Regions from separate parts of the Homo sapiens genome. Here region 2 is linked to region 1. A link is a loop called in an ENCODE intact Hi-C map of the cell type or tissue named here. Cell type or tissue: IMR-90. All regions are shown on one strand. Links, peaks and the distances in the headings refer to the core of each region. The heading gives the core; the rest is flanking DNA. Region 1 overlaps ARCN1 (archain 1 coat protein complex I subunit delta). Region 2 overlaps DDX6 (DEAD-box helicase 6).

Region 1 (14,868 bases), core at 6,655-14,654:
TCCACATCTGGAGCCCATCAAAAAACTCAGCGCTCTCTCACAGTTACGCAAGAGGTCGAGCAGCTGGGAGCTCAGGAAAGGGGGAGGAAGAGAGGGAAAGAAAGCAGAAAACAGCTTTCCAGGCCTGCTTCAGACTTTCCGAAGTGGAAGCAGGGGGAGAGGGCAAAGCCTGGGTGTGGAAGGAAGAGTGGATTTTTCTAAGGCCCTTTGCATTGGCTACAAGTGTCAGGAGTGAATTTCCATACTCCTGCTTTTGCCTTGGCACATTCCCCACTTTGTCCCACCTCTCAAATTGTACTCCCTCTAGCCCCAGAGAGGTGATTATTGCTCATACAGCAAGCAATCCTTGTAGATACACACCCTCTTCCAGAAAGCTGTCCGTTTCTGGCCTCTGGATCCTGAAGTCAGGCATCATTGGTGTAGGCGTGGTGGTAGCAATGACCCTGCAGCAACTTGGGGAAAAGTTCAAAGCTCTCTTTTCAGCTGTCTTAGAAATTGCATAGTCTGCTTCGACCCAAAGCTAACATGCATCCAAGCTAAGTGGGAAATTTGGGTAGGACAGAAGACTGGTCTTGTGTACCTCCAAGGCTAAGGGCTTTCCTAATGAGCTAAAAGAACAAGCATTCATTTGGGCAAAAGAATGGGAGACAAGACCTATTTCAATTTCTCTCATTGTCTTGAATTTCTAATGCTTCTTTCAAACAGCCCCTGTCCTGGTTTGGTAATCAATCTGATCACCCAGAGTAAACCTAGGGAAGCTTTCCAGTATTGGTTTAGACCCTAAATAACCACTTAGCCCCTGCCCTAAGAACAGCAGGGCAAAAAAACTGCGGTGGGGGATGGGAGAAGTGGTCCAAGCTTCTGAAAACTGCCTAATAGCTTGACTTGTGATTGTGAGAGGGAAAACAGCCTGGTTTGGAAAGATAGTCTAATTTTTCTAAAGGCCTACCTCCGTATCAATCCCCAACTCCCCAGGATAAGACGTTAAGGCAGCTATTTGTAGTGTTGCTGTCTGCCCTTGGGTAACAGCAATGCACAGCAACCAACCTACTTGTGGATCTTCTAGGACAAGGGAATTGGGGGTAAGGGGGTTGTAATAAGACAGATGTGCATAGCAAAAGAAAATCATTTGTGAGGTTTTGCTTGAGATTCCTCTAGAGCCTACAAGACAGAAGCCATGTTACCTACTCTCATATAGATCCATGTTTAGTACTAGCTGTAGTTAACACTTGTCTAACTTGGAAAAAAAAAGGCTTCACAAGCAGATAGTCATTGCTTCCAGTTAGACTTTAATCTTCTTGAGGATGACTTTTTCCATTTTTCTCCTGTCTCCTTCCAATAAGCCCTGTCAGATGTGAAGTTTAATAAAAAGCTATTCTATATCAACCCTGGAAATCTCAGACCCTAGCCAGTGTGAACAACTTTAAAACTGTTCACAATTTAAAAATTAATTGGAGGGCAAAGTTTCCCATCAGAGATGCATGGGTTGACAAATTTGAAGCTATGGTGAGTAAAGGAATGACAGACCTTAATCATTTCATTCGATTAAGGCTACAGTCTCAGACAGCTAAGCCACACTTGAGCAACATTAGACCAGATACTTTTTTTCACCAAGAAAAAAAAAATCAGAATCTTGGCTTTCAACATTAGAAATTTCTCATCCCAGATACTTAATAAGTGAGAATAATTTGCCTTCCAATTTTTTGACACCCAATAGTTTTTCCAAGTTAAATTTTAAAAAAGCATAAGAAAGTAAGCAGCTCTGGCGGAGCGCGGTGGCTCAGGCCTATAATCCCAGCACTTTGGGAGGCTGAGGCGGGCGGATCACGAGGTCAGGAGTTTGAGACCAGTCTGACCAACATGGTGAAACCGTCTCTACTAAAAATACAAAAATTAGCCGGGGGTGGTGGTGTGGAATGCCTGTAATCCCAGCTACTCAGGAGGCTGAGGCAGGAGAATCACTTGAACCCTGGAGGTGGAGGTTGTGGTGAGCCGAAATCATGTCACTGCACTGCAGCCTGGTGACTGTCTCAAAAAAAAAAAAAAAAAAGGCTGGGCGCGGTGGCTCACGCCTGTAATCCAGCACTTTGGGAGGCAGAGGTGGGCGAATCATCTGAGACCAGGAGTTCAAGACCAGCCTGACCAACATGGTGAAACCGTCTCTACGAAAATACAAAAAAAATTAGCCCGGCATGATGGCGGGTGACTGTAATCCCAGCTACTCTGGAGGCTGAGGCAGGAGAATCGCTTGAAGCTGGGCGACCGTGGTTGCAGCGAGCTGAGATCGCACCACCACACTCCAACCTGGGCAGCTAAGCGAGACTCCATCTCAAAAAAAAAAAGTAAGCAGGTTTATCTGAGGGAATTATCAACAGTTCCCAAAAATTGTTCCCATTATCCCTCATCCCTGGATCACTTCTCATCACGGTCTAATGGGGAAGAGAAGACTCCAAGACTCCAAGATTAAAGATGAAGCCTGACTTTTTTGACTCTCCAACTGCCGTCTGACAAAATTAAGACTCCAATCCCCAAAAAGGCCAGAAGTAGCATCAAATTCAAAAGCTACACTGTCAGGAGTGCATGTATCAAATGTAGAAAAATACGCAAGGAAGCACAATACATATAAGATGGAAAAAGGCAATGAATACTCTCACAGATTACTTTCTCTTAAAAAAAACATGTCATTAATTTTTAATGTTAGGTCCCATTACAGCATCCTGAATCAACAAGCAGACACCAAAGTGAGTCAATAATCCAATAAACATCTCATTTTATAATGCGCTTTATTTGATTAAAGAATTTGCCTTCTTTGTATACACTGGAATGTTATATTCCCTATGTATTTTACAGGGTTACAAAATGTCTCTCATTTTAAATATTACCCCAAAAGTAATCTCAGAAAAAAAAGGTTTTTTGAAATTAAACTTGACTTTTAAAAAATCATACGGACAAACAACTTTCAAACAAAACTGGATTAGTAGGATTTCTTGCCTGCTTAACTAACATGACAGACTTCTTGTCCCAAGCCCTTCTCAGAAAAACCTCATGTGGAAACCAAGCTAGAGATAAGAATTCTTCCCTGATGCAGTTAGGGGAAAGGGAAAGGCTAGAAACTTCTTTGGCAAGCAATTCCACACACAGCCATTTATGTGTGAGTGCTCTGCTTCAAGCACAGTACACTCTTTGCAGGGACGGCCAGATGTTCAGAGTGGGAGTGGTACTTTTCAACCAGCTAAAAGTGCAGAAGTCATCTAGTCGTCTGCCTCTTCCCACTGCCAGTGCCTGCAGCCTTGCAGCAACTTTTAACCACCCCTATGGACTGGAATATTGAGTTAAAAGCCAAGGCTGAGCTGGCTGACGCTGTAGTCTCCATTGAAAAGGAAATGGATGAGATGGAACCGAGAAACCACCAGTACATGATGACACTCAAAAGACTTAGGGGGAAAGAGAAGGAAGGATTTCAGAGATGGGGACAGACTGGTGGAAAATGTTGGGCTGACTGGAAGGAAATGGGGTATACGTGAGTAATATGTACATATCGAAACAATCAGTTGCCTCCTGAAATGCAAAAAATCAAATGGTGAAATGGAGCCTCCTTGATAGTTTAGGGCCAACAGGATTGGCAAAGACTCCCTGAACCCACAGCCTTCAAAATCATAACCCCATTTCTGTTAGAAAGGAGGGGACTGATGACAGAGAGTGCAGTCTGGAAGAGGGAGGTGGTGAAACTGAGGAATGTGAATGGATTACAGACTGTGGCCATTACGTTTTAGCTTAAGTACCCAAAATGTGGAGAAATGAAAATTTGGGTAGCAACAGCAGCAGACATGATTACATGTGGATGTGAAATCCCTAACTGGACAGACATAACCATTCTTTTAGACATCTTGAAGAGGGACTGTGCCATTTGAAAGGTGCTTCTCAGCTATCTTTAATATTGACACAAGTGGGATTCATGGTACTGTTCTAAACTGGAAGGACAGGCCCTGAAAGGAAAACAACTTGGCAAAGAGATGAAGGAATGAATTGATACGGGAAAAGAACAGAAGACATGCGTATCTTTTAACTTCTAGACCCCATACCCCTCAAATAGTTCACCTGAATAGTCCAAAAATCAAGAATGGGTTAGATATACTTGTTCCAGGAGTGCCAAATAAATATAATGCCTGTAAACAGATGATCCCAGTGCCTGACTGAATGTATAGAAAGAAAAACCTAAAGGTAAAGGGTATGAATGATTAAAATTTTCTACAGAGAAAACTTTTTAAAAACAAACTAAGTATGAAATATAACTATATTTAGGGATTATATTTAGGGATTAAAATAAAGGAGCAGCTGGGCATGGTGGCTCATGCCTGTAATCCCAACACTTTGGGAGGCTGAGGTGGGCGGATTGCCTGAGCTCAGGAGTTCGCGACCAGCCTGGGCAACACGGTGAAACCCCGTCTCTACTAAAATACAAAAAATTAGCCAGGCGTGGTGGCGTGCACCTGTAGTCCCAGCTACTCGGAGGCTGAGGCAGGAGACTTGCTTGAACCCAGGAGGCGGAGGTTGCAGTGAGCTGAGATCATGCCATTGCATTCCAGCCTGGGTTACAAAGTGAGACTCCATCTCAAAAAATAATAATAATAATAATAATAATAATAAAATAAAAATAAAGGAGCAACTTAGGTAAAGGTAGAGGAGGTATTTAACTGGGGGCATTCTCTGGAGAGCTTGCTTTCCTGCTGGCCAATACAATCTGCCAAAGAAAATTAGCAGCCTTTCCCTTTATGTTTGTGCCATTTCCTTATCAAAGAATGTCTCTGTGACACTGAAACATGGGGGTGAGTCGAGGGTCCTTGCGCGCAGAGAATCGTGCATTGTATCAGAAAAAAGGGGTCTCCAGTGGCTTGTAAATCTGGGAAAAACTCTTCAGCCATCATTGGCGTCTTCTTTATTAATCTGAAAATTTTCCTTTTCAGCTCCCTCTTCTTGGTATTACAGAATTTCATACTTATCCACTAGGAAAGTGGTCTCTGTGGAAAACCTGACGGGGCTGTTTCCATCTACCTGGGTCACTTTGGTAACCTAGGAAAATAAACAAAGAGTAAGGTAAAGCAGGAGGTTTGAGTCTCCATCATGTTGACTACATTCTCATTACAGAACATATCAATTTCCCTAAAAGCGGTATTAAAAGTAACTGTAAAATACTAGAAAAATGTTCAATTCACAACTGAAAGTCACAGCATCACTCTTCCCCACCAAAATGATTAAGCTGCTTTTCTTCTAGATGGAGAAAAGACAACTGTTGGGACGAGATGTTCCGTAGTATTAAGTAAAAGCTCCAAAATGAGTGGCCACAGCCCAGCCCTGCCCTGTATAACCTATGAAATTCATAGACATTCTATCAGGATGATATATTAACATTCTGACCCAAAAGGCAACGTTCTAGCTCTTCACATTATTCATTTGCTCTGCTCTCAAAGTCTCGTGTTAAAAGTCCCAGTAAGCTGCTCTATCATACTTATTTTTTAGGCATGGCTGGTCCAATGAGGTTTTTCCTTTTTAAATAAATAAATGTCCAGCTTAATTAATTACATGTAACAATGGTACCTATAACGGCACCAATACAACACTTGAACCACTGATTCGTATTTTCTAATGAAGTTTTGGGAGAGCAATTATAATGTCCTAATCTTTGAATAGCCCCAATAGGAAAATTTACCCATTTCTATCTAATGTCTTGAGTTCAATACAGTTGCTTCCAACACTGATGGGGTTATGTCACTAACAGGATAGGGAGAGAGAACTGCTCTTTGGAATCATTCAAGGGAGGAAGCTGCAATTTTCTAAGCATTTACAGGGGAGACGGAGACCATATGGGAAGCTAAGGTAGGGCCAGAACAACAAGCAAGTCAAAAAGAGGGGAATATTAATAATATAAACTGGGTCCTAGTAATGCAAATTAAAAAACTGGAAGAACAGCCAGACGTGGAAGCTCACTCCTGTAATCCCAGCACTTTGGGAAGCCGAGGTGGGCGGATCATCTGAGGTCAGGAGTTAGAGACCAGCCTGGCCAACATGGTGAAACCCCATCTCTACTAAAAATACAAAAAAAAATTAGCTGGGTGTGGCAGTACACGCCTGTAGTCCCAGCTACTTGGGAGGCTGAGGCAGGAGAATCACTTGAACCTGGGAGGCAGAGGCTGCAGTGAGCTGAGATCGCACTGCACTCCAGCCTTGGTGACAGAGCAAGACTCCGTCTCAAAACAACAACAACAATAAAAACTGGAAGAATGATGAGTTAAAAAATAATGATCCGGGCCGAGCGCGGTGACTCGCGCCTGTAATCCTAGCACTTTGGGAGGCCGAGGTGGCTGGATCACGAGGTCAAGAGTTTGAGACCAGCCTGGCCAACATGGTGAAATACCGTCTTTACTAAAAATACAAAAATCAGACAGGCGTGGTGGCGCATGCCGGTAGTCCCAGCTACTCAGGAGGATGAGGCAGGAGAATCGCTTGAACCTGGGAGGCAGAGGTTGCAGTGAACCAACATCACGCCATTGCACTCCAGCCTGGGCAACAAGAGTGAAACTCCGTCTTAAAAAAAAAAAAAATCCGCCAGGCGTGGTAGTTCACGCCTGTAATCTCAGCACTTTGGGAGGCTGAGGTGGGCGGATCACCTCAGGTCAGGATTTCGAGACCAGCCTGACCGATATGGTGAAACCCTGTCTCTACTAAAAATACAAAAATTAGCCAGGCATGGTGGCAGGCGCATGTAATCTCAGCTACTGGGGAGGCTGAGACAGAATTGCTTGAACCCGGGAGGCAGAGGTTGCAGTGGGCCGAGATCATGTCACTGCACTCCAGCCTGGGCAACAGAGCAAGACTCCGTCTCAGAAAAAAAGGAAAAAAATCCATTGGGCACTGTGGCTCACACTTGTAATCCCATCACTTTGGGAGGCTGAGGCGGGTAGATCACCTGAGGTCGGGAGTTCAAGACCAGCCTGACCAACATGGAGAAACCCCGTCTCTACCAAATATACAAAAATTAGCAGGGCATGGTGGCGCATTCCTGTATTTCCAGCTACTTGGGAGGCTGAGGCAAGAGAATTGTTTGAACCTGGGAGGCGGAGGTTGCGGTGAGCTGACAGCGCGCCATTGCACTCCAGCCTGGGTGAAAAGAGCAAAACTCCATCTCAAAAAAAAAAAAAAAAAAAAAAATCCGAAGGAACAGCTCACACATCTCCATTGCTTTGCCTACCTAAAGGACAGAGTTTGCAACAGAATTGGCTCATGATTATTTGTACTAATAAAGGGAGCTGTGACATAAATAACCCTCAAATAATTTCCATTTGTAATAGAATGGATTTTTTTTTTGTAGTAATTTTGTCTTCTAAATAAAACAATTTCATTCTTTGGGTATAAATCAAGTGACAGCAAGGCCTTAAAAAAACCATGTGTTGGGGTGTTTTGGCAAATCGACTTTAAAATATATAAGGTTAAAAAAAAACAGGCAACTAAGTGTTTATGAATCTTGCATAATCCACAAGTACTTTTATCTGTATTAACATTCCATTTCTTTACTTTGTCTGATCTAGAGAGGAAAACTGAGGTAAAGCAATAAAAGAATTTGACCACGATCATACAATGAATTAGAAAGGGAATTCCTGTAGGAGACATCAGTTTTTTTCTGAGCTTTATCTGACCACAAAAAGCCATGCTACCTGTCTGGCATCCTATACGTGTTCCTACTGTCCTACCACTTTCCCTATATATGTTCTCAACTAAAATGGAGTACCTGTATGTTACAGTAATTTTTCTTGGAGACAAAGGAAACTTGAACAGGGAAGAAGTCATTGGGCTGCCCAGCAATGCTAAACTCCAGGCTGCCACTCTTATTTTTGGCATCAATCACAGGCAGGCACCACTCCAGGGTATTTCGTCGACTGTCATGTCGATACTCCCCATCGATCTCACCGATAACAGGCGCGCCGACACCAGACCTGTTGTGAGAAACATTCTGGTCAAGGTAGCTGTTCAGAGCTAGAACTCCACCACGGAAAACCAACCCCAAATTTGATATATGATCCCCAAATTTTGCCTTCTAGGACTACAATTTCAGGGGAAAAAAAGGCTAATAACTTCAAGGATCAAACGATGAAGTCCTAGCACCTTGGGCTAAGAGTTTCACTCAATTCCCTCTGTAGATATAGTTAATATGCAAAAATAGGTATTTGGCAGATATGCCTATGGGCTGCTCCAACTTAAGGACTAGATCTGGGGACTGCGACCAACAGATGTGTTAAGATGGCTATGTTTCCAAAAACCCTGCACCAATAGGTTGCTGCCCTATAAATAAGGAATTTTAACATAATGTAGCACTCTTTATAGGAGACAATGGGGAAACAAGCAGATTGATAATAGTGGGGGAAAACTCTAAACATCAATAGTGGAGATGAATGGAGGCCTTTGAGAGAATTTGTTTTCTTGTTCATTTGTTTTTTGAGACAGAGTCTTGCTCTGTCGCCAGGCTGGAGTACAGTGGCGTGATCTCAGCTCACTGCAACCTCCGCCTCCCCAGTTCAAGCGATTCTCCTGCCTCAGCCTCCCAAGTTGCTGGGACTACAGGCGTGTGCCGCCACGCCCAGCTAATTTTTGTATTTTTAGTAGAGGCGGGGTTTCACCATGCGGGCCAGGATGGTCTCATCTCCTGACCCCGTGATCCACTTGCCTCGGCCTCCCAAAGTGCTGAGATTACAGGCATGAGCCACCGCACCCGGCCGAGAATTTGTTTTTAAAGATTTCAGAATGTTTCAAACTTATTGAAGTTGACACCAATGGGTTTATTTGATTTACAATCCAGTAAATGGACTTTTATTTGATAAGTGAAAGCACAATTACCCCTGGGGCAAAATGGAAACATGATGGGAGAAACAGATCCGTAGTTGTCCTTAATCTGCGAGAGAAGCAGGGCTAGTTAAGATTTACTCTGCACCCCTACACACGGCTGACAGGCAGTGTCACCTACTCCTACACATTCTAAATTTACCAGCTTTTAATTCACCAGTGACACTCAATGTTTATATTAGGGATAGGGTAAATAAGGGAGACAAAGTAAACTTTAAGGGTGGCATAAGACTATTAACTCTTCCCTATCAATTTCAGGGTCCTGGTTCTTTTATGTTCCTTCTCTGTGCCCTTGCTCTAATTCTGATTCTGATCTCTTCTAATTTGATCAGTTCTAGACAACGGGAGTAAAATGTTGTGTAAGGGTCTCTTCTGGAGACCATTGCAAAACTGAACTAGAATACAGGAAACCACCACAACCACAATTATAGGGTAGACAGGCCTCAAAATTGTAGCATTCTATAAATAGTCTAGTAAACTAAATCTTGACAAACAAAACTCTACCTGTCACCAACACCCAAGTCCTACAACAGTTCAAGGCAGCCATCTATTGTTCTGAAGCAATAACCATACTGTAGAGGATAAGATGGTTACCCATTAAAGGGGATACTGGTAATAAAGTATATTTTTAAAATTGGAAACAAGAATGACTAAAACCAGACCTGATAATGTAAAGGCTTGAATTATCAAAAAGGGAAGAAAACTATGAATTAAATTAGTACTTTTTTTTTTTTTTGAGACGGAATCTCGCTCTGTCACCCAGGCTGGAGTGCAGTGGCGCGATCTCAGCTCACTGCAAGCTCCGCCTCCCGGCTTCACACCATTCTCCTGCCTCAGCCTCCGGAGTAGCTGGAACTACAGGCGCCCGCCACCAGGCCCAGCTAATTTTTTGTATTTTTAGTAGAGACGGGGTTTCACTGTGTTAGCCAAGATGGTCTCGATCTCCTGACCTCGTGATCCGCCCGCCTCGGCCTCCCAAAGTGCTGGGATTACAGGCGTGAGCCACTGCGCCTGGCAAATTAGTACCATTTTCTCTGCAGCAATAACTGAGCGACATAACAGTAAAGATACACTAAGAATACACTTACTGGTGCTCATAATTAAACATTGTGCTTAATCATGAGGGCTGATGGGTAGGTGAAAGGAGCTAGGATTTACTGTGAAGTAATAACTGCATGCTCACTGTAAATGTTACTAAAAAGATAAGGTAGAGACCATTTCCAGTTGATCCTAGATAGTGGGCCATTTAAGTGTACAACAAAAGCTTATTGGAACTCAACTTCTGGGGTTGACATGACATTTTTGTTATCTTGATTATGGTGGTGGTTTCACAAGTGTAAACATGTCAAGATTATACAATTAAAATATGTGTAGTTTATTGTATATAAATTATGCTCCAAAAGGGCTGTTAGGAAATTTACTGTAACTAATGTAGACATCTTGTTCAACAAGAATCAACAGTTCCCTTGAACACACTCTCATCTTTAGTGAAAGTTTAGAGACTAGCACGTGAAAATGAAACATTCAGCCCGATAGACTCAATTTCTTTGAAACCTGCAAAACAGAAAGTTTGACTGACAAATGGCTCCTCCTTCTGGAAATCTTCATTACTACACAAACAAGCTGAGGACCAACATCTAAAAACAGCTCCAGGCCAGGTGCAGTGGCTCACGCCTGTAATCCCAGCACTTTGGGAAGCCAAGGCAGGTGGATCATTTTGAGGACAGGAGTTTGAGACCAGCCTGGCCAACATAGTGAAACCCCATCTCTATTAAAAATACAAAAATTAACTGGGCGTGGTGGCACACGCCTGTAATCCCAGCTACTTGGGAGACTGAGGCACGAGAATCGCTTGAACCTGGGAGGTGGAGGTTGCAGTAAGCCAAGGTTGCACCACTGCACTGCAGCCTGGCTGACAGAGTGAGACTGTCTCAAAAAAATAAAAATAAAAATAGCCAGGTGCGGTGGCTCACGCCCATAATCCCAGCACTTTGGGAGGCCAAGGCGGGCAGATCATCTAAGGTCAGGAGTTTGAGACCAGCCTGGCCAACATGGTGAAACCCCGTCTCTACTAATAATACAAAAATTATCTGGGCATGATGGCACATGCCTGTAACCCCAGTTACTCGGGAGGCTGAGGCAGGAGAATCACTTGAACCTAGGTGGTGGAGGTTGCAGTGAGCCGAGATCACATCATTGCACTCCAGCCTGGGCAACAAGAGTGAAACTCAGTCTCCAATAAAAATAAAAAATAAATAAATAAATAAAAACAGCTCCAGATCTACAACTGGCTTGTTCAATTTGGTTTTAAAGTCAGTAAAATCCATCCCTTCCAAGTGCTCAATGTATTTCAACAAGTGTATGCAGTAAGCACCACCACAATCAAGTCACAGAGCAATTCTTGGCTGGGTGTGGTGGCTCACGCTTATAATCCCAGCACTTTGGGAGGCCGAGGCGGGCAGATCACTTGAGCTCAGGAGTTTGAGATCAGCCTGCACAACACAGCAAAACTCCGTCCCTACAAATAATACAAAAATTAGCCAAGCGTGGTGGTGTGCGCCTGTAGTCCCAGCTACTCGGGAGGGTGAGGCAGGAGGATAGCCTGGGCCTGGGAGGTGGAGGGTGCAGTGAGCTGAGATCGTGCCAGTGACCTCCAGTGACAGAGTGAGACTCTGTCTCAAAAAAACAATTTCCTTGCTTTACTTATTTATAAATATGAAATGTTTCATAACTTACATGTCAGCCTTGCACAGGGCCCATGCTAATCTTCTCTGTATGGTTCCAATTTTAGTACCTGTGCTGCCAAAGCAAACACAAGTCCTAGAACATTCCTATCATTCCCAAAAGTTCCCTTGTGCCCCTCTGAAGTGAAGTACCTTCTTCTCTACCTCCTCATTTTTATTCAATAGTATTACCTTTTCCAGAAAGACAAAGAAGTGGAATCACATAACATGCAGCCTTTTGTATCTGGCTTCTTTCACAACTAGCTTTTTAAAGAAGTATCTTTGAATGGACAGTCAGGTCAGGTAGGTGCTGACTCCAAAATGAGTTCCAAAAGACCAGTTCTCTAAGTCCACCGTAGAGGACACAGGGACAGCACTTACGGGAGTGGGATGGTGATAACCACATCATTCAGTTCTAAATTATCTTCTTGTAGCTCATATTCTATGTTGACATCACAGCCATTTCCACTCTCCGAGGGCCAGCAATTAACTGAGGAGAAAGCAAAGCAGTCATACTAGAATATTAGAAAAAGATGGCTGGGTGCAGTGGCTCATGCCTGTAACCCCAGCGCTTTAGAGGACCAAGGTGGTAGGATCGAGGTGGGAGGATTGGTTGAGGCCATGAGTTCAAGACCAGCCTAGGCAACAAAGTGAGACTCCACCTATACCAAAAAAAAAAAAAAAAAAAGCCAGGCGTGGTGGCACTTCCCTGTTCTCCTAGCTACTCAGGAGGCTGAGGTGGGAGATCAGCTGAACCCAGGAGTTCAAGGTTGTAATGAGCCATGATCACACCACTGCACTCCAGCCTGGGTGACAGAGGGAGTTTGTGTCTTTTAAAAAAAGTTAGCTGGATGTGGTGGCATGTGCCTATAGTCCTAGTCCCAGCTACTAAAGAGGCTGAGGCAGGAGGATGGCTTGAGTCCAGGAGTTTGATGCTGCAGTGAGCTATGATTGCCCCACTGCACTCCAGCCTGGGCAACAGAAGAAGACCTTGTCTCTAAAACAATAACAACAACAAAACTACAATGGTTTCAAAATGAAAGCTATTAAAAATGAAAACTAATGATAAAAATATACAAAATGCAGCACCAGGTCCATTTCAAAAGAAAGTCATTTTGTCAGAAAGAACTTTGCTATGGTAATAAAAATAAAAGTGTACCAGCAAGGGCTATTTCTAGTTCTCAATGCAAACTAGCTTAGTGGGACTGGCCAGAGGCACTTACTTGTCAGTGGAATAAAAGATTCCTCTGTGGTTTGTAGTCTCCACTTTAGCACCCCTACGTCACTGTTGACTGGAAATGACTTCTCTGGATTCTTCAGGCCAATTAGAGACTCTGCAGTGAAAAGTTTTTTATCCACATTTGGATGGGTCTAGAATGAGAGGGAAAGGAAAACTCCTGAGGTTCAGATAGACGAGAAACAACCCCTCACTAGGCTTATATGGCCCACAATCTAAACATCCAAAATAGAGTACCTAACAAATTCCAATTCTTTTTCATTTTGAAGAAAGATTTCCCTTCTTCAAAGACTTATTTTAAAATGATTTAAGATACTTAAAAACTAGTAATTTTTTAAAAAAAAAGCTAATTTCAACTCTAAAAGCCATTACAGAACAAGTTTGCACCTGAAAAAGTTAAAAGACTATTAACCAAGTTCTTTCCAAAAATACTTCACAGGGAGCAGGTTCATGGTGGGGCCAGGTTTGCCAAGCAGAAGGCTCCAGTAAGACCCTGATCAGCTGCCTGGGTCAGACAGCAGTTCTGGCCTTATATAAAGTAGCAGAAAAGGGCAAGCTCTGTGTAAAGTCTAGTTGCAATTTTGCCTAGAGACTTAAAGTTGTTAAAATCCAAGCCAATTAAGATAGTCTTATCTTTTTAAAAGAAATTGCTTTTGGGGAGGCTGAGGTGAGAGGGGCATTGAAGGTCAGGAGTTTGACATCAGCCTGGCCAACATGGCAAAACCCTATCTCTATTAAAAATACAAAAGTTAGCTGGGGCTGGACATGGTGGCGCACGCCTGTAATCCCACCTACTCGAGAGGCTGAGGCAGGAGAATGGCTTGAACCCGGGAGGCAGAGGTTGCGGTGAGCCGAGATCACACCATTGCACTCCAACCTGGGCAGGAAGAGTGAAACTCCGTCTCAAAAAATAAAAAATAAATAAATAAATAAATAAATAAATAGCTGGGTGTGGTGGTGCACACCTATAGTTCCAGCTACTATGGAGGCTGAAGAGGAAGCATTGCTTGAGCCTAGGAGGTTAAGGCTGCAGCGAGCCAAGGTTGTGCTGCTGCACTCCAGCCCGCATGACAGAGAGAGACTGTGCAAAAACAAAAAAAAAAACAAAAAAAAGAACAAAAAAACAAGACAAAAACAAAAAAAACCCAGAAGGGCTGGGCATGGTGGCTCATGACTACAATCCCAACACTTTGGGATGATGAGGTGGGCGAATCATGAGGTCAAGAGTTCGAGACCAGCTTGGCCAACATGGTGAAACCCCATCTTTACTAAAAATAAAAAAAATTAGCTGGGCATGGTGGCAGGTGCCTGTAATCCCAGCTACTCAGCAGGCTGAGGCAGGAGAACTGCTTCAACTGGGGAGGCAGAAGTTGCAGTGAACCAAGATCGTACCACAGAACTCCAGCTTGGGCAACAGAGAGAGACTCCATCTCAGGAAAACAAAACAAAACAAAACAAAACAGAAATCACTTTTGGATAGCACTTTACAAGCCAGCAAAAATGTCAAATAATATAAGCACTGCTTCCAAAAGACAATTCTGTGCTGACTACGGTGGGGAAAGTAGACAAAAACACTCTTCCGTAAAAAGGCTTTGTTCTTGTGACGAGATGTCGGCTAAATGAAATGAAATTACAAGAACACCTGTAACATAAAGCAGGGCTTATATATATCTATCCAATAGTTGGAACACACACACTTATATTGAAAGGATTTTATGTACTTTTCAAATACACCATTAGATACTGCCCTTCAGTTAACAAAACAAGCACTGGCAGTTTATTTAATAGCAGAATGAGTAAATTTCGCATTGTGCCACCACGCCTGGCTAATTTTTTAAGTTTTTGTAGAGATAGGGTCTTGTTGCTCAGCCCTCATTGCTCAGGCTGTTCTTGAACTCCTGGGCTCAAGCGATCCTTCAGCCTCAGCCTCTCAGAGTGCTGGTATTATAGGCATGAGCCACCACACTTGGCCTAAAGCCTTGTTTTTTTAAAACTGTATTTCAAGCAAGATCCTAA
Region 2 (15,289 bases), core at 4,572-12,571, 180 kb before region 1:
ACACACTTTTTCTGAAATTTTTAAGGGTAAATTAGAAAATCATGGCTTTTACAACTCTAAATATTTCGGTGTGTATTTCTTTAGGATATTCTCTTACGTAACCACAGTACAGTTACCTTCAGTTAACATTGATAAAATACTTCTATCTCATCTGTCATTCTAATTATTAATGGACCCAAACATGTCCTTTATAGCAGTTTTTTTCTTCTATACAGGATCCAGTCTAGGGTCAGGTATTATTTGTAATTATGTCTTTTTTAGTCATTAGCGTTTCCCTAGTGTTTGTTCTTCTTTTTATGACATCAGCATATTAAAAATACAGCCTACAACCCCTTCCCCCATCCCTCTTTTTTTTTTTTTTTTTTGGCAACTGGGTCTTGCCCTGTCACCCAGGCTGGAGTTCAGTGGCCTGATCTCGGCTCACTGCAGCCTTGACCTCATGGGCTCAAGTGATCCTCCTGCGTCAGCCTCCTAGTAGCTGGGACTACAGGCATGTGCCACAACACCCGGCTAATTTTTCTATTTTTTTGTAGGGATAGGATTTTGCTATGTTATCCAGGCTGATTAAAACTCCTGGGTTCGCCATAGTGCTAGGATTACAGACATTAGCCACCATGCCTGGCCCCCTTTTTTTATTAATAGTACATTTCCCGTTTTGGGATTTTGTGATATTCCCAAGTAATTAGATTCAAGGTAGGCTTTCTCAGCCCGAATAATGCAGAAATCACATTATGGCCTTCTCAGGGTATCATGTTTGAAGGTGTGCCTAGTGTCCATTTATTCCTCTTTGGTGATGTTAATTTTGATTACCCTGTCAAGATGTTGTGTGGTTTTTCCCTTCTATAATTACTGCTCTTTCCCCTCTCCCTTGAGACGAATAAGCAATCTGGGGTGCATTTTAAGACCATACAAATACAATAATACTATGGCCACCCTCCTCCTCCAACCCAGTAAGATAGATGTTCAGGCTAGGTATTATCCCCGTTTTGTGGATGAGAAAACAAAAGTTCAGAGCAGTTCTCTTAGCGTATTGTTTTCAACCAGGGAGGATTTTTGTCCCCCAGGGGACATTTAGCAATTTGTAGAAACATTTTTTATTATCATCAATGGGGGGATGCTAAAGGACAGCCCCTTACAACAAAGAATTTTGTGGCCCAAAATGTCAGTAGTGCTGAGCTTGAGAAACTTGACTTAGCCAAAGATACTTGTAGCTCATGAGTGGTAGAGGTGGGATTTAACTTCGTATCTTGTGATTTGCAATTCATGGCATGATACTTTTTTAAAAAAATAACAAAATTTCCCCCCTAGTTTTAGCACCCATTGGTGATTCTTGCTTGATCTCATCTCTGCTCTGATGGGTTATGATGACTTTCCAATTCTAGCACTCCCTCTGTATTTGCCCCTATAAAGAAGAAACTTCCCTTCCCCTCATCCATATATATCTGTTATCAGTATGGACTTATACTCACCATTTTTTTCAATTTTTTTCAATTTTTTTTTTATTATTATTCTAAAAATAGCCTAGATCTGGCCAATGTAAGCTCTTTCAGCCTGGTTCCTATGTTTTTATGATGTGTCCCCTTCATTTTTCTTGAGTACTTTCTTGGTTTTTTTTTTTTTTTTTCTCTTTTTTGAGATGGAGTCTAGCTCTGTCAGAGAGGCTGGAGTGCAGTGGCATGATCTTGGCTCACCGCAGCCTTCCCATCCTGGGTTCAAGCAGTTCTTGTGTCTCAGCCTCCCCAGTAGCTGGAATTACAGATGTGTGCTACCACACCTAACTAATTTTTGCATTTTTAGTAGAGACAGGGTTTCACCCTGTAGACCAGGCTGGTCTTGAACTCCTGACCTCAAATGATCGCCCACTTTGGCTTCCCAAAGTGCTGGGATTATAGATGTGAGCCATCGTACCCGGCCCCTTTCTTGCTTTTTGACATATCATGATGCAGGCTTATCTTATACCTATCCTGGCCCAGCATTGGCATCCAAGGATCCTTGATTCTTTTTAGTGTGGAGTAGTATTAGGGACCAAGACCCAGGCATTAGGTACCCTGTTTGCTACTTGGTCCTTTCAGTGGAAAGAGCAAGGAAATAAATGCATGTATATACATATCCACACACACATACACATAAATATACACGTACATATAAACATGCATTATACATAGGCCAGTTTGATAAATGATGACAACAGACATACTTAAATTGATGAAATGATTGAATTCAGGCTGTGCTAAGGACAAACCCTGTGACATCACTGAGTACTTTTTCATTGAGCCAACATGTGTGGAGTGACCTAGAAAGTGTTTGACCTTGGGAATTCTATAATGAATAAGACAGATATATGGTTGCTGTCTTACAGTCTGGAAAGGACAGCTAATTGTACAGGTAATTCACTGTAATATGATGAGTACCTTTCTAGTTGGAATTGCGTATGTATGTAGTCATTAGAGGAAGATGGGACAACCTGGAAGAATTGAGCTGTGTTCCAAGCAGAGAACGCTGGGTAATGATTGCCCAGAGTTGAGAGTGTGCTTTTGGCTGGATAAAGTATCAAAACAAGGATATGCATCATCAGAGGGGTAATTTGGGTGTAGGTATTAGAAATACCTAGGAATCTACTATGATGTAGTTCATGTTAAGCCATTTTATCTACACTGAAGTCTTTTTTTTTCTTTCTTTTTTTTTTTTTTGAGACAGAGCCTTACTCTGTTGCCAGGCTGGAGTGCAGTGGCGCGATGTCCACTCACTGCAATCTCCGACTCCTGGGTTCACGCGATTCCCCTGCCTCAGCCTCCCGAATAGCGGGGACTACAGGCGTGCACCACAGCACCCGGCTAATTTTTTGTGTTTTAGTAGAGATGGGGTTTCACCATGTTAGCCAGGATGGTCTCGATCTCCTGACCTTGTGATCTGCCTGCTTCAGTCTCCCAAAGTGTTGGGATTACAGACGTGAGCCAACACACCTGGCCCACTGAGGTCTTATGAGAGTTCCTTTACAGTAGGAACTGCATCATTCAACTTTTATCTCTAGTACTTAGCATAGTGCCTGTGCTTATTTAGCGTGCTTTGATGAAACTTAGGTAACTCATGTCTGCAGGTGAACTTGGTGTAGGGAACTGCCCAGATTAAATCCCAGCTCTACTCCTTCATAAATTGGTTATTTGGGATCTATAAGTCTTAGACTCCTGACCTATATAATTGAGGTAATAGTATAATACCATAGGGTTGTTGTAAAGATTAAGTGAGATAATTCACATGCTTAGTACAATGCCTAGTACGTGATAAATGCTCAAAAATGTTATGGGTTATTTTATATAATAGTTTCAAAAAAGGAAATTAGTTAATTTAGGAGACGTAATTGTTTTAAATTTGTTTTAAAGAGACTGAGTCTTGCTAAGTTGCCTGGGCTGGATGCAGTGTCAGAATCTTAGCTCACTGCAGCCTCAAACTCCTGGGCTCACGTGATACTCCTGCCCCAGCCTCCTGAGTAAGGATGATAGTGTAGTACCAGCACACCTGGTTGTTTTTTGTTTTTGTTTTTGTTTTTGTTTTTGGTAGAGTCAAGGTTTTGCCATGTTGACCAGGCTGGTCTTGACCTCCTGGGCTCAAGCAGTCCTCCTGCCTTGGCTTCCCAATGTGCTAGAATTATAGATGTGAACCACTGCACTTAGCCCAGTCCTCATTCTTAGTGGATATTTGCTGACTCCTATTTCTTACCTTGTATTAAAATTTAAAATTAACTTTGTTACTTGTACTCTGAGTGTTGTTATAGCATATAGGCAATTAACTCTTCAGCCACTTAACCAATCTGACATCCAGCTTTTTCTGTAAAGTAGAAATAAGTACTCTCCCTCACAGGATTTTTATTGTTAAGATCAAATGTAGTGTACAACCAAAGTATTTTGAAATAGCAAGGTATTGTATGAGTATATTGTTTTAGATACTCAAGGTCACCACTTGTATTGCCTTTTTCTTTTTTTTTATTGCCTTTTTCTTTCCTATTGTTTTGTCCTGGGGATCCATGGAAAGCACAAGATTATGTGTTTCTTAGAATCAATCAGAGTTACAAGTCACAAATATTAGGATTTTAGAACCGAAACAAAATTTACAGATCCCCTAGTAAAAAAATTTTTTAAATTTTTATTTTCATAGGTTTTTTGGGGGAACAGGTGGTGTTTGGTTACATGAGTAAATTCTTTTGTTTTTGAGACAGGGTTTTGCTCTGTCGCTCAGGCTGGAGTGCAATGGTGTGCTCTCGGCTTACTGCAACCTCTGCCTCCCGGGTTCAAGCGATTCTCGTGCCTCGGCCTCCCAAGTGACTTGGGATTACAGGCGGGCACCAGCATACCCGGCTGATTTTTGTATTTCTGGTGGAGACGGGGTTTCACCATGTTGTCCAGGTTGGTCTTGAACTCCTGACCTCAGGCGATCCACTCTCCTCGGCCTCCCAAAGTACTGGAATTACAGGCGTGAGCCACCACGCCTGGCCAAGTAAATTATTTAGTTGCTATTTCTGAGATTTGGGTGCACCCATCACCCCCCTGGTAAAATATAACCTCATGGCAGGCTGTCTTCTAGTATTCTTTCCATTCTTATCTACCTTCTCGTTTTATTTTTGTCATCCCTCCCCCATTCCTAAAAGTATCTCTTCTATCATGCTTGGTTTTACAGTTTTATCCAGGCATTTTTTTTCCCCTAAATATTAAAACTGCCTTGATTAGATGGGTGAGTCTTCTGCATTTGAATATTTGTTTGAGATGGAATTTAGTTGCAGTTTGGCTGTGAGATTTGGAGAATTGGCTGGGTGCAGTGGCTCATGCCTATAATCCCAGCACTTTGGGAAGCCAAGGTGGGTGGATTGCTTGAGTCCAGGGGTTCAAAACCAGCCTAAACAACATGACAAAACCCTGACTGTACAAAAATTAGCTGGGCATGGGGGACATGTAGTCTTAGATGTTCAGGAGGTTGAGGCTGTAAGTGAGCCAGGATTGTGTCACTGCACTCCATCCTGGGCAACAGAGCAAGACCCTGTCTCACAAAAAAAAAAAAAAAAAAAAGACTGTTAGAGAATTAGGCACTTAAAATTATATGCTCTCAAAAGAGCTTTTACATTGACAGGCTGGAACCAGATATACTACAGATTGCTCCCACAACGTATTTCTAGAGCCATCTGTGACCAGTTCTAGGTCTGGATGCTGTGGCCAGTAGAATAATTGCCATTCTAAAGGTATAGCTTTATAGGAACCTAGACTTCTTTGGAAGGCTTAAGAATATACTGTTTTTGTCTGCTTAGCATTATTTGAAACTTTATATTAACTTTGGGGTTATGATTGAGAAAGATGGCCTCTCTCGTTGCTTCTAAACCCTGGGAACACCTCTTGAAGACTTTTTCGAAACTCTAAGAAGGTGAAGAAATGAGAAGTAGTTGATTATTGAGGGAAACATGGAAGCTCCGTACTGTTGGCAACAAAATTTTGTGCCAGGTCAGCTAAGGTCTAATGAGGATTAATAGTTTACTATTTATAGTTAGGAATTATAGCATTCTGAATCCTGTAAATAAGTCATTCTTCCTGCTAACAATCGGTTTATCATGATTGAAAAAAATATTTCCTAAAAACTCAAAGGTTTTTTTTGTTTGTTTGTTTTGTTTTTTTTTTTGGTGTGTGTTTTGTTTTGTTTTCTTTTTGGGTGGGGTCGGGGAGACAGAGTCTCAGTTTGTCACACTGGCTGGTCTTGAACTCCTGGCCTCAAGCAGTTCTCCTGCCTCAGCCTTGCAGAGGGTTGAGATTACAGGTGTGAGCCACCATCCCCAGCCTAAATTAGAGATATAATTAGAAATTACCATCTCCCTTTTTTTTTTTCCTGTTAAGCAGGGGACATTTGTAACAATCATTGCTACCTCGTCTGGAGTAACCATAGGTTGTTTTTTTGTTTTGTTTTATTTTGTTTTGAGACAGAGTCTCGCTCTGTCGCCCAGGCTGGAGTGCAGTGGTGCAATCTTGGCTCACTGCAAGTTCTGCCTCCTGGGTTCACGCCATTCCCCTACCTCAGCCTCCCAAGTGGCTGGGACTGCAGGCGCCTGCCACCACGCCCGGCTAATTTTTTTGTATTTTTTTAGTAGAGACGGGGTTTCACCATGTTAGCCAGGATGGTCTCCATCTCCTGACCTCATGGTCTGCCCACCTCGGCCTCCCAAAGTGTTGGGATTACAGGCGTGAGCCACCGCGCCCGGCCTTTAACCATAGGTTTTTTTTCCCTCTTGGAAATTAAGGTTTGGAAAATAAGAGGAAGCAGTCAGTGTAAATGCAGCTAGTTGGGTGATGTTGAGCTTTTGTTGGTACCACACTTTTGTAAAATGCCTCTCAATGCTAGGAGATTGGAAAATAAACCATTCTTTAATTATAGGCATCAGAAACCAACTCGATCTAACTTAAGCAAAAGGAAATTTATTGGAAAAATAACGGGAATTCACAAGATTGAGAAGGCTAGAGAAACATACTTGGAAATGACTAAGAATTGAGATAGCTCTGAAGGACTTAGGAAGCTGTAATGGATGCACTATAACAATTTAGATTCTTAGGAGGCAACATTCCGCTGGCCCAGTGTGGGCTATGTGTCTACCACTTGGCTTAGAAAATTGGTGAGGCTTGGTCTGTTGGGACAGGGGAGACCAGGGCATATGTAATTCCTTAGAAGGAAATTGGGGTGTTACTTAGTAAAGGGATACTAGAGTAACCAAAACACAACAAATACTCTTCAGTCATTATCTAAACGTTACAGTGAATGTGAATTTGGAGACCTAAGGTGGCAGATGTCAGCCCTAAGCTTGTGGGGTTGGTTTTTTGGGGTTTTGTTTTTTGGGGGTAATAGCTTTATTGAGATATAAATGACATCACACATCAAAAGTATACAATTTAATGCTTTTTAGTGCATTTAGAGTTCTGCAACCATTACCACAATAAATTTTAGAACATTTTGATCAGTCCCACAAAAGAAACCCTTTTAGCAGTCACACCTCATTTTCCCACACCCCTAAACAACCACTGGTATACTTTCTGTCATTCTAGCTTTGCCTAGTCTGGACATGTCATATAAATAGAATCCTATAGTATGTGTTTTTTTTGTGACTGGCTTCTTTGACTTAGCGTAATGTTTTCCGAGTTCATCTGTGTTGTAGCTTGTATCAATATTCCATTCCTTTTTCCTGAATAATATTTTATTGTATGGCTCTATTACTTCTGATTTATCCAGTCATCAGTTGGTAGACATTTGGGGTTGTTTTCCAAGGACTGAGGATTTAATGTGCTATTTTGTGAAAATCTGAGAAGTAGGAAGGGGATTTAATGATCTCAACTGTCATCCGTCTGAAAAACCTAACTTGTGATTTTAAATAAAATAGCAGGCTGCCTTCCCCTGTTCCCTTTTTAAAATAGGAACTGACCCTGCTTTAACCTTATGAAGTTTTATTTATGAATAAAGTTTGTACTATTATAAAAAAAAACATAGAAGGAACTGGCTATTAAGGATAATGCTGCTATGAAAATTCAGGTGCAGGTTTTTGTGTGGAGATGTTTTTATTTCTCTTCGCTGTATACCTAGAATTGCTAGTTCATATGGTAACTCTTTTTAACCTTTTGAGGAACTGCAAGGCTGGTTTCCAGCGTAGCTGTACATTCCCACTAGCAGTGTATGAGAGTTCCATTTTCTCCAACTTCTTGCCTACATGTTATGTGCAGATCTAAGTTCAAATACTGGCTAAAGCATTTCTTGCTTTGTGACCTTGGGCAAACTAATCCTGTTTAGGATCCATTTTGTCAGTTGTAAAACAAAGTACCTAACTTGAAAGTTGTGCTGAGCACATAGTAAGTTTTAAAAAAAGTTTTCGTTTCCTTCCTCCTTTGCCTTCTCCCTGGCAGTTCCTCATAATTTCCTCTTGTATTTCACAGCTTTTTGAACTTGACTTGAATTCTCTTGCTTTTCATTATTTCCTGAGAAACACTGGTAAGAGGCAGTGTGGATGTGCTGAATTCACTGACTGTTAATCATAATGGCCATCATATAAGGCAAAATATCAGGGTGTCTTAACTTACAGTCTATCACATGTACTTTGTTAAAGCTTTATCCTTGAACAGTTTTTGTAGGGTATAATCCCTGTCAAAGAGGGCAAAGGAATAGAAGTCAATGGCCTTAATCAAGTCAGTCAAAAGATGAACTGAAAAGGGGGATTAGGATACCTCTAGTCTAATTCTGTTCTGCCTCACTTGATTGAAAAAAAGGTTTACACTTTAAAGAACCTGACCCAGCAAGTCGTTATGAGACCATCAGAGACCACCTATCTTACTTTTTCAATACTGTAAAACTGAGTAGTGTGCAGGCAGCCTGTTAAAAACTACAGACTACTGGCACCACAGAACCACAAAAGAGAAAACCTGAGGTGACAGGGTAATGGGAGCCTCTGGAACAACTGGAAATAATGGTTCACTTATCTGTGATGAGGGAAGAAATTTAAGACCAAAGGGTTAAAGCCAAGGTTTTCTTCTTTGTTTGCTTTACCTTAATAAGCAGAGTCTTTAATGCTGGCTGTAAGAACAAGACAACAGTATTTTCTTTTCTTTTCTCTCTCTTTTTTTTTTTTTTTGTGAGACTGAGTCTTGCTCCATTGCCCAGGCTGGAGTGCAGTGGCGCAATCTTGGCCCACTGCAACCTCCTCCTCCTGGGCTCAAGCAGTTCTCCTACCTCAGGCTCCCAAGTAGCTGGGACTACAGGTGCGCACCATGACCATTTTTGTATTTTTAACAGAGATGGGGTTTCACCATGTTGGCCAGGCTGGTCTCGAACTCCTGACCTCAGGTGATCTGCCTACCTCAGCCTCCCAAAGTGCTGGGATTACAGACATGAGCCATCGTTCCCAGCCAACAACAATATTTTCACAGTTGTTCTGGCAGCTGTGTTGTTCTGACCATATGGAACCCATTTATATCCTGTGATTGGAGCTCTAGGTAGAAAGAGTGTTGTCGTGGGAGATGGAAGTCATCCTGCTTATTTAGTCATTTCTACCAATAGCAGCTTTAAAGGGCTAAAGCTGTTTTTTGTTTGTTTGTTTGTTTTTGTCGTTAGCCCAGGCATAGAAGGGACAAATGTCAGTGACTGTGAATTTGGTTCCTAGTATCTTAGTTTTAGAAATTAAAAATTCAGGCCAGACACAGTGGCTCATGCCTGTAATCCCAACACTTTGGGAGGCCGAGGTCGGTGGATCATCTGAGGTCATGAGTTCAAGACCAGCCTGGCCAACATGGTGAAACACCCCGTCTCTACTAAAAATACAAGAATTAGCTGGGTGTGGTGGCACACGCCGTTAATCTAAGCTGCTCGGGAGGCTGAGGCAGGAGAATCGCCTGAACCAGGAGGCGAAAGTTGCAGTGAGCCAAGATCGCACCATTGTACTCCAGCCTGAGTGACAAGAGCGAAACTCTGTCTCAAAAAAAAAAGAAAAAAAATTAAAATTCCACATCATGGCCCGGCGCGCTGGCTCACGCCTGTAATCCCAGCACTTTGGGAGGCCAAAGCGGGTGGATCACGAGGTCAGGAGATCAACACCATCCTGGCTAACACGGTGAAACCCCGTCTCTACTAAAAATACAAAAAAAAAATTAGCCGGGTGTGGTGGCGGGCACCTGTAGTCCCAGCTACTCAGGAAGCTGAGGCAGGAGAATGGCGTGAACCCGGGAGCCAGAGCTTGCAGTGAGCCGAGATTGTGCCACTGCACTCCAGCCTGGGCGACAGAGCGAGACTCTGTCTCAAAAAAAAAAATTCCACATAATTTCCTTTTAACAATTTTTCAACGATCAAGCTTTTTCAACGATCTATTGTATTTTATAGTTTGTTGTTGTTGTTTGTTTTGTTTTTGCAAAGAGTGGGGGTGCTTGCCATGTTGCCCAGGCTGTTCTTGAACTCCTGACCTCTCTTTGTATATGTCTATTTATTTTTAAGTAACTTTTGGGAATCCTTTGCTGTTGTCTGGGAAATTTAAGTTAGTATGAACTACTGTTATTATTTGCAAAATAGATAACAAAGTAAGCCAAATATTAAAATGAGAGGTCACCTTTAGTGATGTGACCGTATTTGAGGTAGCTGCAATAGAATTGAACCTTCAATAGAGAGCACATTACAGAACAGAGAAGTAGGCTGTGGGACAGACATTGGAGATTTACTTATTATATAAATAAATGACAAATAGGACCTGAGGTTAAACTTTCCCAGCCTATTCGTGTTTTGTTGCAGGGATGAGGTGTCCAAGCTACAATTTTTCACTGTGGTCAAATTGGTGTGCTAGTCTCAAAATATATATAGTCTTACCTTGGAATTGTTTTTGTTTTTTCCTTTAAAAATTTTTGTAGAGATGGGGTCTCACCATTTTGCCTAAGCTGTTCTCAAACTCCTGGGCTCAAGTGATCGTTTTGCTTTGGCCTCCCATAATGGTGGGATTACAGATGTGAGCCACTGTATCTAGCCTTTTTTTTTTTTTTTTTTTTTTGAGATGAGACGAGGTCTCTTTCATGCTGGAGTACAGTGGTGCAATCATGGCTCACTTCACCCTTGACCTCCTGGCTCAGCCTCTCAAGGTTTATGGACACCCACCACCACACCCAGCTACTTTCTGTAATTTTTGTAGAGTTGGGGTTTTTCCATGTTGCCTAGTTGCCCGGGCTGGTGTTGAACTCCTGGGCTCAAGTGATCCCCCACTTCTGCCTCCCAGTGTGCTGGGACTACAGGCATGAGCTGCTGTGCCTGGCCATTTTTCCAATTTTTATTTGAAGGAGGCTTTGCTTTTGTTTTGTCTGTATTTTCAAGTGCTATTTATGGGTCAGCCTGAGTTCCTCCATTTTCTTTGTTGTTCTCTTCAGATACACACATAACACAGTTCTTATGACATTGGGTTACAATTTAAAATTCTGTGAGCAGTTCTGGTAAATACTGGTTTATAATGATGTTGATGTTGACTGGTCGTGCTGATTTACTTGGATCTCTGCTATTCATGTAGAATTCAAATGTAGGATACTTAGGACACTTAAAGCAATACCGAAAGAGGTATCCTTCAGTGTATTTCAGAGAGGAATTTGCTTGTGTACTACATTCAGAAGTAATTTTGTATTGTCTTATCTCTTTTAGGAGGAGAGCATTCCCATTGCTTTATCTGGTAGGGATATCTTAGCTAGAGCAAAAAATGGAACAGGCAAGAGCGGTGCCTACCTCATTCCCTTACTTGAACGGCTAGACCTGAAGAAGGACAATATACAAGGTTAGTTGAATAAAAGTTTGTTTTTAAACTAAAAATGGGAGTTTCAGCCTTGGAGCCATGTGTAGAAGATACTCTTTTTTTAGTCAGAATTTACATTATCTAAAATTTGTATTCTTTCTTTTCAGGTTTTTTCTTTTTTTAGCCTGATGATGGTCTTTTTATTAAAAATGATTCCCAGCTTTTTAGAGATTTCTAGTTTTAAGAGTATTCTTATATGATACACACTTGTGACAGCATTCCAGTGAGACAGGAAAAATAAGTATTAGTGCCCTATAGGTAGGAAAGCTGAGGCTGGGCACGGTGCCTCACAGCCTGTAATCCCAGCACTTTGGGAGGTCAAAGTGGGTGGATCACCTGAGGCCAGATATTTAAGACCAGCCTGGCCAACATTGCGAAACCCTGTCTCTACTAAAAATGCAAAAATTAGCTGGGCATGGTGGCGCACAACTGTAATCCCAGCTACTCAGAAGTCTGAGGCACGAGAGTCACTGGAACCCAGGAGGTGGAGGTTGCAGTGAGCCAAGATTGTGCCACTGCACTCCAGCCTGGGTGACAGAGTGAGACTCTCAACTCAAAAAAAAAAAAAAAAAAAAAAAGGCGGCTGAGGTCATGAGAAGTTAAATTAGTTGACATTGCTACTTATAAACTATGGAACTATTTCTTGTGGCAGATGAGTGTTAACAGAATTCCTTGTAGAAACATGAACTTCTGTTTAAAGGCTGTGGATTTTGGGATTTTAAGAGCCTAGGCAGTGGGGAATAAAAAATTTTCATAGTTATATTCAATGTAAGTTAATGGAATTAAGATTTCATCTCTGAAACTTTACATTTTTAGCTTTCGTGATCTGTAATTATCTTTTCTTCCCACTTTCATATGATGTAAATAGAGCCTAGGTAGCAGGAGTTTCCTACCTAGGTATTTTACACAGTGAATCTGACTCAAATGTAGTTGGGGCTTTTAGAAATATTGTTAATAAACTTTGAGCTAATAGTTGCGAACTCAACATGCTGAAAGTTTGTAATTAAGAACAGTATTGGCTGGGTGTGGTGGCTCACGCCTGTAATCCCAGCACTTCGGGAGGCCGAGGCAAGGCAGATCACCTGAGGTCAGGAGTTCAAGACCAGCCTCGCTAACATGGTAAAACCCTGTCTCTACTAAAAATACAAAAATTAGCTGGGTGTGGTGACATGTGCCTGTAGTCCCAGCTACTCAAGGAGGCTGAGGCAGGAGAATTGCTTGAACCTGGGAGGTGGAGGTTGCAGTCAGCCAAGATCATGTCACTGCACTCCAGCCTGGGTAACAGAGCGAGATCTGTCTCAAAACGAAGAAGCAGCAGCAGCAGAAGGCCAGGTGCAGTGACTCACACCTGTAATCCCAGCACTTTGGGAGGCCAAGGCAGGAGGATTGCTTGAGGTCAGGGGTTTGAGACCAGCTGGGCCAACATGATGAATCCCCGTCTCTACTAAAAATACAAAAAATTAGCTGGGTGTGGTGGCGGTTACTCAGTAGGCTGAGGCAGGAGAATTGCTTGAACCTGGGAGGCAGAGGTTGCAGTGGGCCGAGATGGCAGCCACTGCACTTCAGCCTGGACAACAGAGCAAGACTCCATCTCAAAAAAAAGAAGAGGAAGAGTTTAATATTTATATAATAGTATTGCTGAGGGAGAGTCTAAATCTGGGACACTATAATAGGTTCTCTTTTCATAAAGAGATTTGTACATTTGAGTTTTCATAATGTCCTGTGTAATGATTCAACTTTTTATTTTTATTTCTTAATTTTTTTGGCGGGGGAGACAGAGTCTTGCTGTGTCACCCATTCTGGAGTGTGGTGTCATGATCATAGCTTAATGCAGTCTTAATCTCCCAGGCTGATGTGATCCTCCTGCCTCAGCCTCCCCAGAAGCTGAGACTATAGGCACATGCCACCATTCCCAGCTAATTTTTTTCATTTTTTTTTTTAGTAGAGATGGGGTCTTGCTATGTTGCCCAGGCTGGTCTTAAACTCCTGAGCTCAAACGATCCTCCTGCCTCAGCCTCCAAAAGTGCTGGGATTCTAGGCATGAGTTACTCACTGTGCTGCCCAGCCCAATTTTTTAATACATCTCGGTATCTAGATTATAAGGGGCAGTGTTTCTTTTCTTTTTTTTTATTTGAGACGGAGTTTCGCTCTTGTTGCCTGGACTGGAGTGCAGTGGCACAATCTCGGCTCACCACAATCTCTGCCTCTCGGGTTCAAGCGATTCTTCTGCCTCAGCCTCCCAAGTAGCTGGGATTACAGGCATGTGCCACCCACGCCCAGCTAATTTTGTATTTTTAGTAGAGATAGGGTCAGGCTGGTCTCAAACTCCCGGCCTCAGGTGATCCACCCACCTTGGCCTCCCAAAGTGCTGGGCTTATAGGTAGGTGTGAGCCACCGTGCCTAGGCTATTTTTTTTTTCTTTCTTTCTTTTGAGACTGAGTCTCACTCTGTCGCCCAGGCTGGAGTGCAGTGGCGCGATCTTGCCTCACTGCAGCCTCTGCCTCCGGGTTCAAGTGATTCTCCTGCCTCAGCCTCCTGAGTAGGTGGGACTACAGGTGCGTGCCACCACGCCTGGATAATTTTTGTATTTTTAGTACAGATGGGGTTTCACCATGTTGGTCAGGCTGCTCTCGAACTCCTGACCTCAGGTGATCTGCCCACCTTGGCCTCCCAGAGTGCTGGGATTACAGGCGTGAGCCACTGCATCATAAGGTGCAGTTACAGGTGTGAGCCACTGCATCATAAGGCGCAGTATTTCTATAGCTTCTTAAATTTTGTAAATAATGATGTATAGCATGTTCTCCCACCTCACCCCATATTTTCTTATATATTCCTTGATACTGTTTCAGCAATGGTGATTGTTCCCACTAGAGAACTTGCTCTACAGGTCAGTCAAATTTGCATCCAGGTCAGCAAACACATGGGAGGGGCCAAAGTGATGGCAACCACAGGAGGAACCAATTTACGAGATGACATAATGAGGCTTGATGATACAGGTAAGAAATGATTACTAAAAGGTAGTGTAGCTCTCTGTTATTTTAGTCACAAGTATTTCAGTAAATTATTAAAAATTGTTTTTAAGAATTAAGGAACAGAAATACTGCAGTAAGAAAAGGAAATGACCACTGCATTCAAGCGAAAAAGACAAATTACCATAATTGAAAACGATATTTGACTTTATTAGTAATTGTAAAACAGCAAGTTTATAATAATTTTACCTGTTTAATTGGTAAAGCTAAAAGTATTAGTAGACGATAATGTGAGTTTGTGGACAAATAGGCTACATTGTAAATGTGGGGGTGTAAACTTACATCTCTATCATGGGCAATTTGGGAGTATATTTTAAAATTATAAATGTATATATAATGTGTGTGTGTGTGTGTATATTTTTTTTTTTTTTGGAGATGGAGTCTTGCTCTGTTGCCCAGGCTGGAGTGCAGAGGCGCAATCTTGACTCACTGCAATCTCCGCCTCCCAGGTTCAGGCCATTCTCCTGTCTCAGTCTCCTGAATAGCTGGGATTACAGGCTCCCGCTACCACGCCAGGCTAAATTTTTGTGTTTTTAGTAGAGACGGGGTTTCACCGTATTAGCCAGGATGGTCTCGATCTCCTGACCTCGTGATCCACCTGCCTCAGCCTCCCAAAGTGCTGGGATTACAGGCGTGAGCCACCGTGCCCGGCCATAAATGTATATTTTTAAGAATCTTTCCTGAAGAAAAAAGTTGGGTAAATGCAGGGCTGTAGGTACAAAGTTGTTTGCTATGGGGTGGTATTGTCGTGCCGAAAAATTGGCCAACTTAGAAGGAGATTGGCTAACTAAATACGTTAAGGTATAATCTGAATAGGATTCTACATAGTCATTAAAGAGTAAAGTTGACCTGTATTCATTTTCATGAAGAGGTTTCATGATACATTGCCGAGTGGAAAAAGGTAACAAAACAGCAAGAATGAGATCACTCATATAAAATTATA

The links. Peaks named below come from ENCODE experiments on the same cell type or tissue, not always from the same donor. Only the 100,000 strongest peaks of a DNase experiment are listed, where the experiment ranks them.
Region 2: a loop joins it to region 1, with 9 times the contacts of the local background. A loop is called at or near these places in 3 of 110 quality-filtered maps.

The regions. Positions count from the first base shown.
Region 1 is chr11:118,590,827-118,605,694 of GRCh38, reverse strand. It overlaps ARCN1 (archain 1 coat protein complex I subunit delta), which reads right to left. Exons shown (of 10, transcript NM_001655.5): 7 at 12,839-12,986; 8 at 11,997-12,105; 9 at 7,784-7,988; 10 at 2,662-5,070. The coding sequence ends at 4,981. It overlaps LOC124902765 (a long non-coding RNA gene), which reads left to right. Exons shown (of 2, transcript XR_007062908.1): 2 at 1-2,796. It also overlaps the pseudogene RNU6-1157P. Among named protein-coding and RNA genes, the nearest start is that of PHLDB1, 9.4 kb to the left of the region's middle. RefSeq lists a cis regulatory region at 848-1,043 and a silencer at 14,659-14,868. In IMR-90, for the core only: a CTCF peak has its summit at 10,476 (motif pointing left); a DNase peak (open chromatin) is centred at 10,454; H3K27ac peaks cover 174 bases.
Region 2 is chr11:118,764,233-118,779,521 of GRCh38, reverse strand. DDX6 (DEAD-box helicase 6) reads left to right here. Exons shown (of 14, transcript NM_004397.6): 5 at 11,170-11,299; 6 at 14,167-14,313. Among named protein-coding and RNA genes, the nearest start is that of DDX6, 19 kb to the left of the region's middle. In IMR-90, for the core only: no CTCF peak of the experiment used is centred there; a DNase peak (open chromatin) is centred at 8,971.